Linked DNA regions of Homo sapiens: region 2 is linked to region 1. The links are chromatin contacts, found by Hi-C or POLR2A ChIA-PET in ENCODE. All regions are on one chromosome and are shown on one strand. The core of a region is the stretch at or near the end of the contact, and the rest is flanking DNA. Distances in the headings are between cores, read along the strand shown.

Evidence for each region. A loop is a pair of places that touch in the nucleus more often than their neighbours do. ChIA-PET counts read pairs that join two places held with the same protein, here RNA polymerase II (POLR2A). Pooled maps may share reads with other maps.
Region 2: a loop to region 1 is called in a pooled map, with 4 times the contacts of the local background. The contact joins the enhancer-like site here to the promoter of IPO7 in region 1. A Hi-C loop is called at or near these places in 6 of 50 pooled maps. POLR2A ChIA-PET finds 5 or more read pairs at or near these places in 6 of 52 experiments (B cell, H1, T-cell and 3 more).

What each region holds. Positions count from the first base shown.
Region 1 is chr11:9,379,368-9,386,562 of GRCh38, forward strand. It overlaps IPO7 (importin 7), which reads left to right and starts at 5,285. Exons shown (of 25, transcript NM_006391.3): 1 at 5,285-5,480. The coding sequence starts at 5,397. RefSeq lists an enhancer at 5,287-5,802.
Region 2 is chr11:9,228,574-9,235,482 of GRCh38, forward strand. The region is part of intron 1 of DENND5A (DENN domain containing 5A); the gene reads right to left. Among named protein-coding and RNA genes, the nearest start is that of DENND5A, 33 kb to the right of the region's middle. RefSeq lists enhancers at 659-1,259, 1,862-2,462. Within about 2 kb of position 3,383, at least 3 of the 41 ENCODE cell types and tissues checked have a DNase peak (open chromatin) inside an H3K27ac peak, as active enhancers do; they include B cell, where a contact is called at or near this core.

The DNA.
Region 1 (7,195 bases), core at 4,035-6,534:
TCCATCCCCTTCTCATTTCCCCCATTTGCTGAGAGCTACCTCCACTTAATAAAATCTTGCACTCATTCTCCAAACCCAGGTGTGATCCAATTGTTCCGGTACACGGGGATACAGAAAGTCCTCTGTCCTTGCAACAAGGTAGGGGATCTAATTGAGCTGGTTAACACAAGCCACCTATAGACAGCAAAACTAAAAGAGCATCCTATAACACACACCCACTGGGGCTTTAGGAACTGTAAACATTCACCAGTAGACACTGCTGTGGGTTCAGAGCCCCACAGCCTTACCCGTCTGTATGTTCCCTGAGAGGTTTGAGCAGTGAGGCACTGAAGAAGGGAGCCACACCGCCATCTCAGACTCTGAGAGGGGGACGAGGGAACTTTTTCCGTGTCAATTATCATCAAGGGTCTCGTCATTGGCATTTACCCACAAAAGCCCCAATGGGGGCCTGTAAAGGGAACACTAATTCTTTCCATTCCCTTATGGTATAACTATCTTTTTTTTTCTTTTTTGAGATGGAGTCTCAATGTGTCTCCCAGGCTGGCGTGCAGTGGTGCGATCTCAGGTCACTGCAACCTCCGCCTACCAGGTTCAAAAGATTCTCCCACCTCAGCCTCCCAAGTAGCTGGGATTACAGGCACGCACCACCACACTGTGGTAATTTTTTTATTTTTACTAGAAATGGAGTTTCACCATGTTGGCCAGGCTGGTCTTGAACTCCTGACCTCAGGTGATCCACCTGCCTTGGCCTCCCAAAGTGCTGGGATTAAAGGTGTGAGCCACTGAGTCAGGCCCAGCTCTTCTTCTTCTTCTTCTTCTTTTTTTTTTTTTTTTTTTTTTTTGAGACGGATCTCACTCTGTCGCCAGGATGGAGTGCAGTGGTGTGATCTCGGCTCACTGCAACCAACCTCCACCTCCTGGGTTCAAGCAATTCTTCTGCTTCATCCTCTTGAGTAGCTGGGACTACAGGTGCACGCCACCATGTCTAGCTGAGTTTTGTATTTTTAGTAGAGATGGGGTTTCACCATGTTGGCAAGGGTGGTCTCTAACTCTCCAACCTCGTGATCTGCCAGCCTCGGCCTCCCAAAGTGCTGAGATTACAGGCATGAGGAGCCACTGTGCCCGGCCGCATCTCTTCTTAATTTTTGTCTAATTTCATCCTACCTCAAAATCAACTCTGAGACTATGGTTTATGCTTTTCTGAATTCTCAGCCTTCACCTTGCCTAAGGAGGCTTAGATACCTGTGTTGGCTGCTGTGCTGGGGATTGGGATTGTGGGACACCATAAGGTTATGTAATTGTGTTTACAGTGGCTTAACAAACCACTTTTTTCATTAGTCTTCTCATACTTATTTATTGAGCACTCATTCATTTCTGTGTCTACCACAAAAAAGATGGATGTGGTCTCTGCCCTAGAGGAGTTCACACTGAAATTTCCAGTCACGTAAGTCACATTCTCTGTGTCACTAGCTTGACAAAATAAAACTAAAATCTACAAATAGGTTGAGTGTGCTAATCACTCTACCAACTAGCTCCTGAATGCTCCCTGGGGCCAAGCTCCTTTTTTGGATACAGGAATGCTGGCTCCCCAGACAGGATCTTGTACCCAGTGTGCTCTGTTCTCTATGAAGGATGAGACACAGGCCCCATGCCAGCTGTAGATCTGCAAGCCTCGTTGGCTCCCTGTTCCCAGCACTACAGCTTAAAACCATATTTTTCACTACCACTTCTTTTCCCTTTCAGTTTTAGGGAGAGGAAACTAACATTTTTGGACTACCTTCTATGTGCCAGGTTCTTTCATATACATTGTGCTCTGCTAAAATCTTCACAATTCCGTGATAAACAAGTCAATTCTGGAATCTAAAATAGGCATATAATATCAGAAAGAGGACTAGCTTTTGAATCATGAAGAATGAAGCTTCAATTCTGGCTCAGCCACCTATAAGTCATTACTAGTTTATTAATTCCTTTCTTCATTTATTCACTTAAAGAATTTTTTAAACTCCTCCTTTACATTCTAACTCTGTGGTAGGAGGTGAGGATACAAAGGTCAATAGAACATAAGCCTGTTTTCAAGGCCTTCACTTTGAGCAGTGGAGCAGGGAGAGGAAAATTCTTTTTATTTCTGAGACGGCGTTTCACTCTTGTTGCCCAGGCTGGAGTGCAATGGCACGATCTCAGCTCACTGCAACCTCCGCCTTCCGGGTTCAAACAATTCAGGGAGAGGAAAATTCTTAAACAGATTGTATTTGTAACACTATTACACTTTTTACAGGTTATTATTATGAAAACTTTCTGACTCCTCACAATTTAAGTAGCCTGAGCCTCGGGTTCTTCATTTGTAAATTTTTTTTTTTTGAGACGGAGTCTTGCTCTGTTGCCCAGGCTGGAGTGCACTGGTGCGATCTCAGCTCACTGCAACCTCTGCCTCCCTGGTCCAGGTGATTCTCCTGCCTCAGCCTCCTGAGTATCTGGGATTACAGGTGAGCACCACCATGCCTGGCTAATTTTTTTTTTTTTTTTGAGACAGAGTCTTGCTCAGTCGCCCAGGCTGGAATGCAGTGGCCCGATCTCGACTCACTGCAAGCTCCACTCCCCGGGTTACGCCATTCTCCTGCCTCAGCCTCCCGAGTAGCTGGGACTACAGGCACCGGCCACCACGCCCGGCTAATTTTTTTGTATTTTTATTTTTATTTATTTATTTATTTTATTTTTTATTTTTTATTTTTTTTGAGACGGAGTCTGGCTCTGTCCGCCAGGCTGGAGTGCAGTGGCGCGATCTTGGCTCACTGCAAGCTCCGCCTCTCGGGTTCGCGCCATTCTCCTGCCTCAGCCTCCCGAGCAGCTGGGACTACAGGCGCCCGCTACCGCGCTCGGCTAATTTTTTGTATTTTCAGTAGAGACAAGGTTTCACCATGTTAGTCAGGATGGTTTCGATCTCCTGACCTTGTGATCCGCCCGCCTCGGCCTCCCAAAGTGCTGGGATTACAGGCGTGAGCCACCGCGCCCGGTCTTTTTTGTATTTTTAGTAGAGAGAGGGTTTCACTGTGTTAGCCAGGATGATCTCGATCTCCTGACCTCGTAATCCGCCCGCCTTGGCCTCCCAAAGTGCTGGGATTACAGGCGTGAGCCACCGGGCCAGGCAATTTTTGTATTTTTAGTAGAGATGGGGTTTTGCCATGTTGGCCAGGCTGGTCTCGAACTCTTGACCTCAGGTGATCCCGCCCACCTCAGCCTCTCAAATTGCTGTGGTTACGGTTGTGAGCCACCATGCCCGGCCTAAATTAGGAATAATTCTGTCTTACTTCCAGTACTTCCAGGCACAGTGGCTGGCATATACAAGGTAGTAACATTGCAAAACCCACCGCTTCAGGGAAAGGCTTTCGTGAGCCTTTCCTTCTCTTTTTTTTGTAAATTAAAAACAATAAGTGATCATTTAACACATTGTATTTGAAGGCTTATAATTAATTTTAAGTATATCTGTTTATATAACTTTGTTACAATAATAACAGATATGAAAGGAAATTACTCCAAATCTCACCATCCTGTTAATAGAAAATAAATTATTTTCATTTGCTAACCTTGCTTTTCAGTCTTTGTCCATGTTACAAAGCTATATCCTTCCATAAATACTTTTTTGTTATATTTTTTAATGGCTGTGAAATATTTAATTTACTGGATTCTTGCTATTTGCTTAACCAGTCCTATATTGTTCAACATTTCTCTTCAGAGGCAGAGTGATTTAGTGGAAACAATGGAAAGTTTGAAAACAAAGATCTTAGGTTTGAAATCTTAGTTGAACCTCTTACTACGTGACCTTGGGTAAGTTATTTAACCTTTCTAAAACAAACTTTTTCTTGGCTGTTATAAAAGAGGACTTTTTCTTTCTTTCTTTCTCCCCCACCTCCCTCTTTTTTTAGAGATGGGGTCTCGCTATGTAGCCCAGGCTGTAGCGTAGTGGCTACTCATAGGCACGATCTTAACAGGCTGTCACCTTGAACTTCTGGTCTCAAGCAATCCTCCTGCCTCAACAGGAGGATTACGCCTGGCTAGGAAGGTGTCTTTTATTTTTATTTATTTATTTATTTATTTTTGAGATAGAGTCTCGCTCTGTCACCCAGGCTGGAGTGCAGTGGCATGATCTCGGCTCACTGCAAGCTCCACCTCCTGGATTCACGCCATTCTCCTGCCTCAGTGTAGCTGGGACTACAGGCGCCCACCACCACACCCGGCTAATTTTTTGTATTTTTAGTAGAGACGGGGCTTCACCGTGTTAGCTAGGATGGTCTCAATCTCCTGACCTTGTGATCCGCCCACCTTGGCCTCCCAAAGTGCTGGGATTACAGGTGTGAGCCACCGCGCCTGGCAGGAAGGTGTATTTTAATAGGGATTATGCTTTTACTCTGCATTAAGAGGTGATTTATATGAAGTCCCAACTAAAATTTGGATACTCAATAAAAAGCCATGATTTCAGTATTTGGTAATTACTAATACGTAATGTGATAAAAACCTTTCACACATAAAGTTCATTTAATCTTCCGTGTTATTGCCTTAGGATAAAGTCTCATAAGTGGAATTACTGGGTCAGAGTTTAAACATTTCGTTTCGTTTTGTTTTTTTGAGACGGAGTTTCGCTCTTGTTGCCCAAGCTGGAGTGCAATGGCACGATCTCGGCTCACTGCAACCTCCGCTTCCCGGGTTCAAGCGATTCTCCTGCCTCAGCCTCCCTAGTAGCTGAGACTACAGGCGCGTGCCACCACGCCCGGCTAATTTTTTGTATTTTTAGTAGAAACGGGGTTTCGCCGTGTTAGCCAGGATGCTCTCGATCTCCTGATCTCGTGATCCGCCCGCCTTGGCCTCCCAAAGTGCTGGGATTACAGGCGTGAACCACCGCGCCCGGCAGTTTAAATATTTTAGTGGCTATCAGAAACACATCTCAAATTGCTTTTCAGAAAGTTTCCTTCAATCACGCAGCCATTAGCAATCGATTGCACCACACACTGTATCTGACTCCCTTTATGAACATTGTGGATATAGTATGTGAAACCTTTTGTAACTGATTGTTTTGCTTTTCTTTTTGTGGAACTTGAACATTTTTCGTTTTTGAACAGAAAGACTTGTCTGTAGGAACGACAGCTCAGGCAGCCACGTGGGCTGCGGACTGTGTTTGTGGACTACATCTCCCAAAGTGCTCCGCAGGCGCGCCCACAGGAAGTCGCCGGAGCATCTCCCGCCTCCACGCCGAGGCGAAGAGGTTCTATCCGGGGCCTTGGCGCTTCTCTTTCCTTTCGCGCCGGTTGCCGCTGCGGAGCGCGGCGGGTCCATGTGCGCAGTGAGTGGCGCTATTCCTGGCCCAGTAGCACCCGAGCCCCGGGTTTGACCGAGTCCGCGCTGCGATGGACCCCAACACCATTATCGAGGCCCTGCGGGGCACTATGGACCCAGCCCTGCGTGAGGCCGCGGAGCGCCAGCTCAATGAAGTAAGGACGCCCGGCTAGCGGTGGCGGCGGGCAGGCGGGTGGGCAGAAGTGGCAGGCCGAGCCCCCGGGGCCTGGCCGGAGGCGCGGACGACGTCGTTGAGGGTCCCAGCAGGAGGGTGGGGCGGACATCTGACGGCGACTTCCACGCCGGGGCGCCTCGGTGTGGTGTGGTGGTGGTGGCTGCAGCCAAGGCTGCCTTTGCTTCGGATCCTGAGCTGGGCCTCTGGCTGCGGTCTAGGCATGAGGAGCCGGCTGAGGCGGGGCGGGCGTGACGGGTTGGACACATGGCTGGCTCGGGTGGCTGGCCGACCTCTGGCTCATTCCCAGCTGGTTCCTCACGTCCAGGAGGGGGCGAAACTTACTGGGAGGTTTTTCAGATGTTTCTGAGACCAGTCTCGCCGTCGCAGGGTTTGGAAGGGCTCCTGGGAATGCCGGCTGGTCCTTTGGGGGCTGCGCCTGTCATCCTTGTCACTTTGCTGGGCTGATCAGTGGCCTGCCTCGGGCACAACTTCCTCCTCTCTGGCTGAGTTGCTAGGGAAGGCTTTCAAAGGCAAGCCCGCGCCTCCTTGGCAGGATAGGAGTAGTGCGGGACACTCACAGAGTCTGATCCCTGCTTTTCCGCTGTCCTAATGCTTCAGTCGGGGAGCTGGCTTATGTAGTGGGAAGGATCAGGTGAAGTGCACCCTTCTAGGTATAGCTGCACCATTGATTCCTTGAGTGACCTTGGGCCAGTCGCTTAACCTCTTGATCCTGAGTTTTTCCCATTCATAAAATTACGCCACAGAGTTGCTGTGACAGACAGGTGAGATAATGTTAAGTCTGAGTGCCTTGGAACATGCTGAGCTCCTTATCAGTTCAGATATTGCATTCTCTGAAGGTTTTTTTTTTCCCCCATATTTTGTGGGGACCGCTCCTTGGAAAACAGCTTAATTGCATGAATATTTATTGTACTATCTCCAGTGTCATTCTTTGTTTCTAAACTTTTGCATTTTTACGTATTAATGATCAGTATTTTAAATCCTTCTTAAAAGGGCTGCTGTAACTTTTCTGCCAGTTAGTAACTGTCCTTCAGCATGCTGCTGAATCTGCCAGCTTTACTGAACTTTAGTGTACATTTTTTAACTGAAAAAGAAATCACACTTTAAAATAGAAATTCAACTATTTTATGCGTCTTTTAGCTGGTAAGTAAATAATTTAAAAACATTGTTTATATTGACTTACCAGAAACAGCAGAAATATTACTAACTGGACTTTCAGTGTAAAGGGCTGCACTAGAGATCCCTGCCCTCACGGAACTTACAGTTCAAGAAGACTACCTACAGAGTTTACACAAATTAAATGTAAAATTATTTCAGAATGTTAAATCTATTTTATATGTAAATGAGATCATTATTATACCACACAAAGTGATGATTACATGTTCAAATTTTTAGACTCAGAGTCACCTTGGGAGGAGCTTAGATTTTTTTGGATATAAAATAGTGAGTTGAACCGTATTACCATTTTGAACCATTACCAAACTATGGAAGGAGCAATGGATCACTTTTTGTTTTGATTTGCTTAGTGATAGACATGGGTTAAGTTGAAAATTATTTTGCTTATTAAATAGTAATGCAGTTACAAGCCTAGAAAAGCTAAAAGTTTAGTCATGGTCATTTCTACCATGACTTTGCTCTAATCGCGTATTATTTTGACTAATTATACTTGCATGTAAT
Region 2 (6,909 bases), core at 2,133-4,632, 150 kb before region 1:
CCCCATTTCTATTAAAAATACAAAAATTAGCCGGGTGTGGTGGCATGCGGCAGAAGAATCACTTGAACCCGGGAGGCAGAGGTTGCAGTGAGCCGAGATCGCACCACTGCACTCCAGCCTGGGCAGCAGAGTGAGACACCGTCTCAAAAAAAAAAAAAACATAAACAACAGGGTTCAGGGACCTTCTGGGTTGATGAACACACTTAAGTATTGCAGAATGGTGCACTCAGCGTGAGCACGAAGGCTCCACACACACATCTTGCCGCAAACTTGCCCCATCCATCTCTTCCACTTGGCTGTTCCTGAGTTATATCCTTTATAATAAATGGGTAATAGTAAGTAAAGTACTTTCCAGAGTTCTATGAGCCATTCTGGCAAATTATGCAAACTTAGGAAGGGGTCATGGGAACCCCTGACTTATAGCAGGTTGGTCAAAGTACAGACGGGCGGCAATCTGGGACTTTACTGGCATCTGAAGTGGGGACAGTCTTGTGAGACTAAGCACTTAACCTGTGGAGTGTGCACTAAGCCTAGGCAGTTAGTGTCAGAATTGAACTGAATTGGAAAAAAATAATAATAACAATTGAATTGAATTGCAGGACACCCAGCTGGTAACCAGAGAGTTACAGAATTGGTTAGCATAGTGTTAGATTACAGGCATGAGCCACTGCGCCTGGCCCAAATATGCATTTATCACAGAGACCTTGGCCAAGTTACAAATGTGGGGAAAAAACCACACATTTGGTGTCAGAGGTGTAATGCATGGTATTGAGGCTCAAAAAATGATACCCCTAAGTAAGACACCTTGACATGCTGAGTATTATGAACTAAAGGAGACCGGAAGACCTCAGAAATAGCCTCAGAAGCAAAGTCTCTCCTTGCCCTCCTGTCTCACTCCTCTTACTCCCCCAAAGCAAGTCATAGAAACCAGAATCCCCCTTTCCCCAAGGCGGGTCACAGATAATAGAAAAGCAAGCCATAATACCTAAAAAGTATTACCTCCTACTCAAACATATACCTCTCCCCCAAAGTAAGCCATAATACCTAAAAATGTCACTCTCTCCCCTTTTCCTTGAAGACCCTCAGCTCCAGCGGGGTCCTGCCCTATACCCAGGAAGAAGGAATGCTGCACAGAGTCCAAGAAGAATCTGAACAGACAGGCCTTGCTGGGTCCCCCTGCCCCACCCAGTCTATTACCATTAGATAACACCCTTTGTCTACTAACATTTCTACAGGCCTCTCCCTTTCTTCATTCTTCATTGAGCCTAAGCATAAAAACAGTTTTCCCTAGGTCTTTGGGTCTTCATTTCTGAAAGCTCCCATTTCTTTTTTTTTTTTTTTTTTTTTTTTTGAGACAGTCTTGCTCTGTCACCCAGGCTAGAGTGCAGTGGTGTGATCTCAGCTCCTTGCAAGCTCCACCTCCCGGGTTCACGCCATTCTCCTGCCTCAGCCTCCCGAGTAGCTGGGTGGGACTACAGGCGCCTGCCACCACGTCCAGCTAATTTTTTTGTATTTTTAGTAGAGACGGGGTTTCACCGTGTTAGCCAGGATGGTCTCGATCTCCTGACCTCGTGATCCACCCGTGTCAGCCTCCCAAAGTGCTGGGATTACAGGCATGAGCCACCGCGCCCGGCCCCATTTCATGTAAAACTAATGCTTTTTTTTTTTTTTTTTTTTTTTTTTTTTGAGACAAGTCTCACTTTTTCACCCAGGCCAAAGTGCAGTGGTGCAAACAGAGCTCACTACAATCTCAACCTTCTGAGCTCAAGCGATCCACCCACCTTAGCCTCCCAAGTAGCTGGGACTATAGGTATGCTCCACCACGCCAGGCTAATTTTTAAAAATTTTTTGCAGACAGGTTCTCACCGTTTTTCCCAGGCTGGTCTCAAACTCCTGGGCTTAAGCAATCCTCCCAGCACAGCCTCCCAAAGAGCTGGGATTACAAGTGTGAGCCACACCCAGCCTCTTATGCTTTCTTCTTGTTAATTTGTCTTTTGTTGCAGAAGTGTCAGCCATTGAACCTTAAGATGGGTGAGGAAAGGTATCACATCTTTCTGCCCTTACTGTAGAAACACTAAGGGCATCTTTTCCATAAATCTCAATTTCTTCATCTATAACATGAGGAGAACAATACCTAAGCCAGGCACAGTGGCTCACATCTGTAATCCCAGAATTTTGGGAGGCCAAGGCGGGTAGATCACCTGAGCCTAGGAGTTCAAGACTAGCCCAGACAACATAGGGAGACCGGTCTCTACAAAGAAATAGAAAAATTAGGCATGGTGGCACACATTTGTAGTCCCAGCTGCTAGGGAGGCTGAGATGGGAAGATCACTTAAGCCTGGAGGTCTAGACTGCAGTGAGCAGTTAGCGTGCACTCTAGCCTGGGTGACAGAGCAAGACCCTCTGTCAAAAACAAAACAAACAAACAAAAAAAACCCAAAAAACTACCTACCTCATCAGCCTATTGAGAGGAATGAATGAGTTAACATATGTAAAGCATATGGGACACATTTGTATTGAGCATAAGAGGTACTCAACAAATATTAGCTCCTTTCTTTCCAAAAGGTCTGTCATACATGCAAGAGTTATCTCAAAATCTTTAGCCATGAAAACAGGACACATAAATGTGCTAGAAGTTACCAAATGTTTCCTAACATGCAAACCTCTACTGCACTAAAGTGGCAACACATATCTGTTTCACAGAATGTATACCACGGCAGAGCCCACAGCAGCAAACGTGGCTATACTAAGAACACTGACAAGTCCGCAAATTCAGATTTCAAACCACAACTTATAAGGGACCACCCAGCAGCCTCTTCTTCCCCATAGCACATAAGCAGATTTAAGACTCTGGGAGCCAGGCTGGGCGCGGTGGCTCACGCCTGTAATCCCAGCACTTTGGGAGGCAGAGGCAGGCAGATCACCTGAGGTCGGGAGTTGGAGACCAGCCTGACCAACATAGAGAAACTCCATCTCTACTAAAAATACAAAAGTTGCAGGGAGTGGTGGCGCATGCCTGTAATCCTAGCTACTCAGGAGACTGAGGCAAGAGAATCACTTGAACCCAGGAGGCAGAGGTTGCAGTGAGCCGAGATCGCGCCATTGCATTCCAGCCTGGGCAACAAGAGCGAAACTCCGTCTCAAAAAAAAAAAAAAAAAGACTCTGGGAGCTTCCTGTTAGTTTACCCTCAGTAACATAAGAGAAAGTTTCCTTTACTTTTAAGAACTTTTATAGTAATAAATTCTCTCTCTTTTTTTTTAACAGACTTTCCTAACCACTAAAATTTTACCAACTGGTACTATATCAAAGCACAAAGACTAGCATTTGTTTTATCAAATCTGCATTAAAAGCACTGTATTGGTCATATCAAAGCCTTTTTGTACTTCAGGCCCAGCTGTGACAGCAATGGTAATGTTTCTCTTTCACTTGCAGAATGCTGAAAAACGGCCAAGAAAAAAAAATGGGGAAGCTTTTTTTCAGGCAGTACAGAGTAGTGTTAACAGCAGACTGTTTAAGAAAATTAATTAGCCCTAGGACTGTAGATCTAAATATGAAAGGTAAAAAAATAAAGCCTTTAGAAGAAAACACAGAACATCTTCATGATCCTGCAATAACAAAGATATAAAATGCACTAAACATTAAGAGAGAAAAACGTATAAATTGTACATTACAATTTAAAACTTTTGTTCCTTGAAAGTCGCCATTAAAAGAATGAAAACGCACAGATTACAAGAATATATTTGCACTATATATATATGAAATGAACAAAAAAGACATATCTAGAACATATAAAGAACTGCATTAAATCAATAAAGAAAAAAAGATCACTCAAAGAAAAACAGCAAAAGCCCTGAATAGATACTTCAAAAAAGACATATAAATGCCTAATAAACTTTTGAGAGGTGCTCAACTTCATTAGTCATCCAGAAAATTCAAATTTAAATAATACAATACTATTATATAACCACCAGAATAGCTAAAATGAAAAGAAAATGCCAAGAGTTGGTAAGGATAGGGAGTAACCTACACTGTCGTGCACTGCAAGTGGGAATGTAAACTGGTACAATCACTATGGAAAACTGTCTGGCAGCACCTACTAAAGCTGAACATGCGTATACCTATGACCCAGCAATTCCACTCCTGAGCATATACCCAACAGACCAAAAGCCATGTTCACGAAAAGGCACATACAGGAATGTTCATAACATGTCACTATTGTAATACTCAAAAACTACAAACTACCCATGAGCCTATCAACTGCAGAATTAACAGATAAGGTGTGGTAAAGTCACACAATGGCAAACTCTACAGCAGTGAGAACGACCAACCTAAAACTATACACAATATGAATGAACCTCTCAAATATATTGTACAAAAGAATCCAAACACAAGAGTTCACCATATATAATTACATTTATATAAAGTACAAAGACATGAAAAACTATGCTGTTAGAAGTCAAAATACTGGTTACCTGTGGTGAGTGGGAAGGCAAATAGTGACTGAAGTAGACTACTTCTTGCTCACATCCTAAGAAATTCAAGACAGCCAGTCGCAGGGGCTCACGCCTATAATCCCAACACTTTGGGAAGCCGAGGCAGGCGGATCACGAGGTCAGGAGTTCGAGACCAGCCTGGCCAGCATCGTGAAACCTCGCCTCTACTAAAAATACAAAAATTAACTGGACATGGTGGTGGGTGCCTGTAATCCCAGCTACTCAGGAGGCTGAGGCAGGAGAATTGTTTGAACCCAGGAGGCAGAGGTTGGAGTGAGCTGAGATCGCGCCATTGCACTCTAGCCTGGGCGACAGAGCGAGACTCTGTCTCAAAAAAAAAAAAAAAAAAAGAAATTCAAGACCCACCCTTTAGACCCTCTGGAGTGGGTTGAATGGTGGCCCCAAAAAAGGTATGTCCACATCCTAATCTCCAGAAGCTATGAATGTTATCTTACTTGGAAAAAGGATCTTACAGATGTAGTCAAAAATATTGAGATGAGATCATCCTGGAGTAGTTGAGTGTACCCAAAATACCATGATAGGTATCCCTAAAATAATAGACACAGAGGAAAAGATACACATGAAGGTGAAGGCAATGAGAAGACAGAAGCAGCGATTAGGGTGGTGTAGTCAGAAACCAAAGCATAATGCCAACAGTCACCAGAAGCTCAAGGAATTATTCTCCCCAAGAGCCTCTGAGGGGGTGTGCCCTGCTGACACCCTGATTTTGGATTTCTGTCCTCCAAAACTGTGAGAAAATAAATTATTGTTGTTTTAAGCCACCCAGTTTGTGGTAATTTGTTGCCACAGCCACAGTAAACTAATATAGGCTGGGTGCAGTGGCTCAGGCCTGTAATCCCAGCACTTTGGGAGGCCGAGGTGGGTGGATCACTTGAGGTCAGGAGTTCGAGACCAGCCTGGCCAACATGGTGAAACCCCGTCTCTACTAAAAATACAAAAATTAGCCGGGCATGGTAGCACATGCCTGTAGTCCCAGCTACTCGGGAGGCTGAGGCAGGAGAATGGCTTGAATCCAGGAGGCGGAGGCTGCACTGAGCCATGATCGTGCCACTGCACCCCCAGCCTGGGCAACAGAGCAAAACTCCGTCTCAAAAAAAAAAAAAAAGGCAACTAATATACCCTCCAAACCACATTCCTTTACTCACCCCAATTCTGTAGCAAACTCACCAGCTTTCCTAAGAAAGAGAGATTCAAAAGTGCCCAAACCTCAATCTTTCCCACCGATCCCCCCCCCAAAAAAATGAGCAAAAAGAGAAATTATAACCAGTATACAGACAATTCACAATACCAATATAAAGAATGAGTAATTTTTTTTCAATCTACTTGAGTAGTAGTCAACGAAATACAGATTAAAACACGACGACAGCAAAAAATGAAAAACAAGTATTAATGAGGATATGGAGAAAGTGGAAACCTTGTTGGGAACAGGCCCCCCAAAATCTGGCCATAAACTGGCCCCAAAACTGGCCATAAACAAAATCTCTGCAGCACTGTGACATGTTCGCGATGGCCCTGACGCCCACGCTAAAGGTTACGGGTTTACCAGAATGAGGGCAAGGAACACCTGGCCCACCCAGGGCAGAAAACCGCTTAAAGGCATTCTTAAACCACAAACAATAGCATGAGCGATCTGTGCCTTAAGGACGTGCTCCTGCTGTAGATAACTAGCCGAACCCATCCCTTTATTTCGGCCCATCCCTTTATTTCCCATAAGGAATACTGCTAGTTAATCTATAACCTACAGAAACAATGCTTATCACTGGCTTGCTGTTAATAAAGGCGCGGGTAAATCTCTGTTCAAGGCTCTCAGCTCTGAAAGCTGTGAGACTCCCGATTTCCCACTCCATACCTCTATATTTCTGTGTGTGTGTCTTTTACTCCTCTAGCGCCGCTGGGTTAGGGTCTCCCTGACCCAGCTGGCATCCGCAAACCTGAAACATTGCTAGTGAGAATGTAAAATGATGCACTGCTGTGAAGACATTTTGGCAGTTTCTTAAAGTTACTATAAAGTTCAGAGTTACTATATGACCCATCAATTCCATTCTTGGATATATACATAAACAGGTGTTCAGACAGAAACTTGTACATGAATGTTCATAGCAGCACTATTCACAACAGGCAAAAAGTGGAAACAACCCCAGTGTCCATCAACAGATGAAGGAACAAAATATGGTACGTATTATTCATACCATATAAATATCCCAATAATACAATATTATTCAGCCATAACAAGGAATAAGGTGCTGACACATGCTACAACATGGATGAACCTTAAAAACATCCTGCTAGGCTGGGCGGGGTGGCTCACGCCTGTAATCCCAGCACTTTGGGAGGCCAAGATGGGCAGATCACTGGAGGTCAGAAGTTCGGGACCAGCTGGCCAATGTGGTAAAA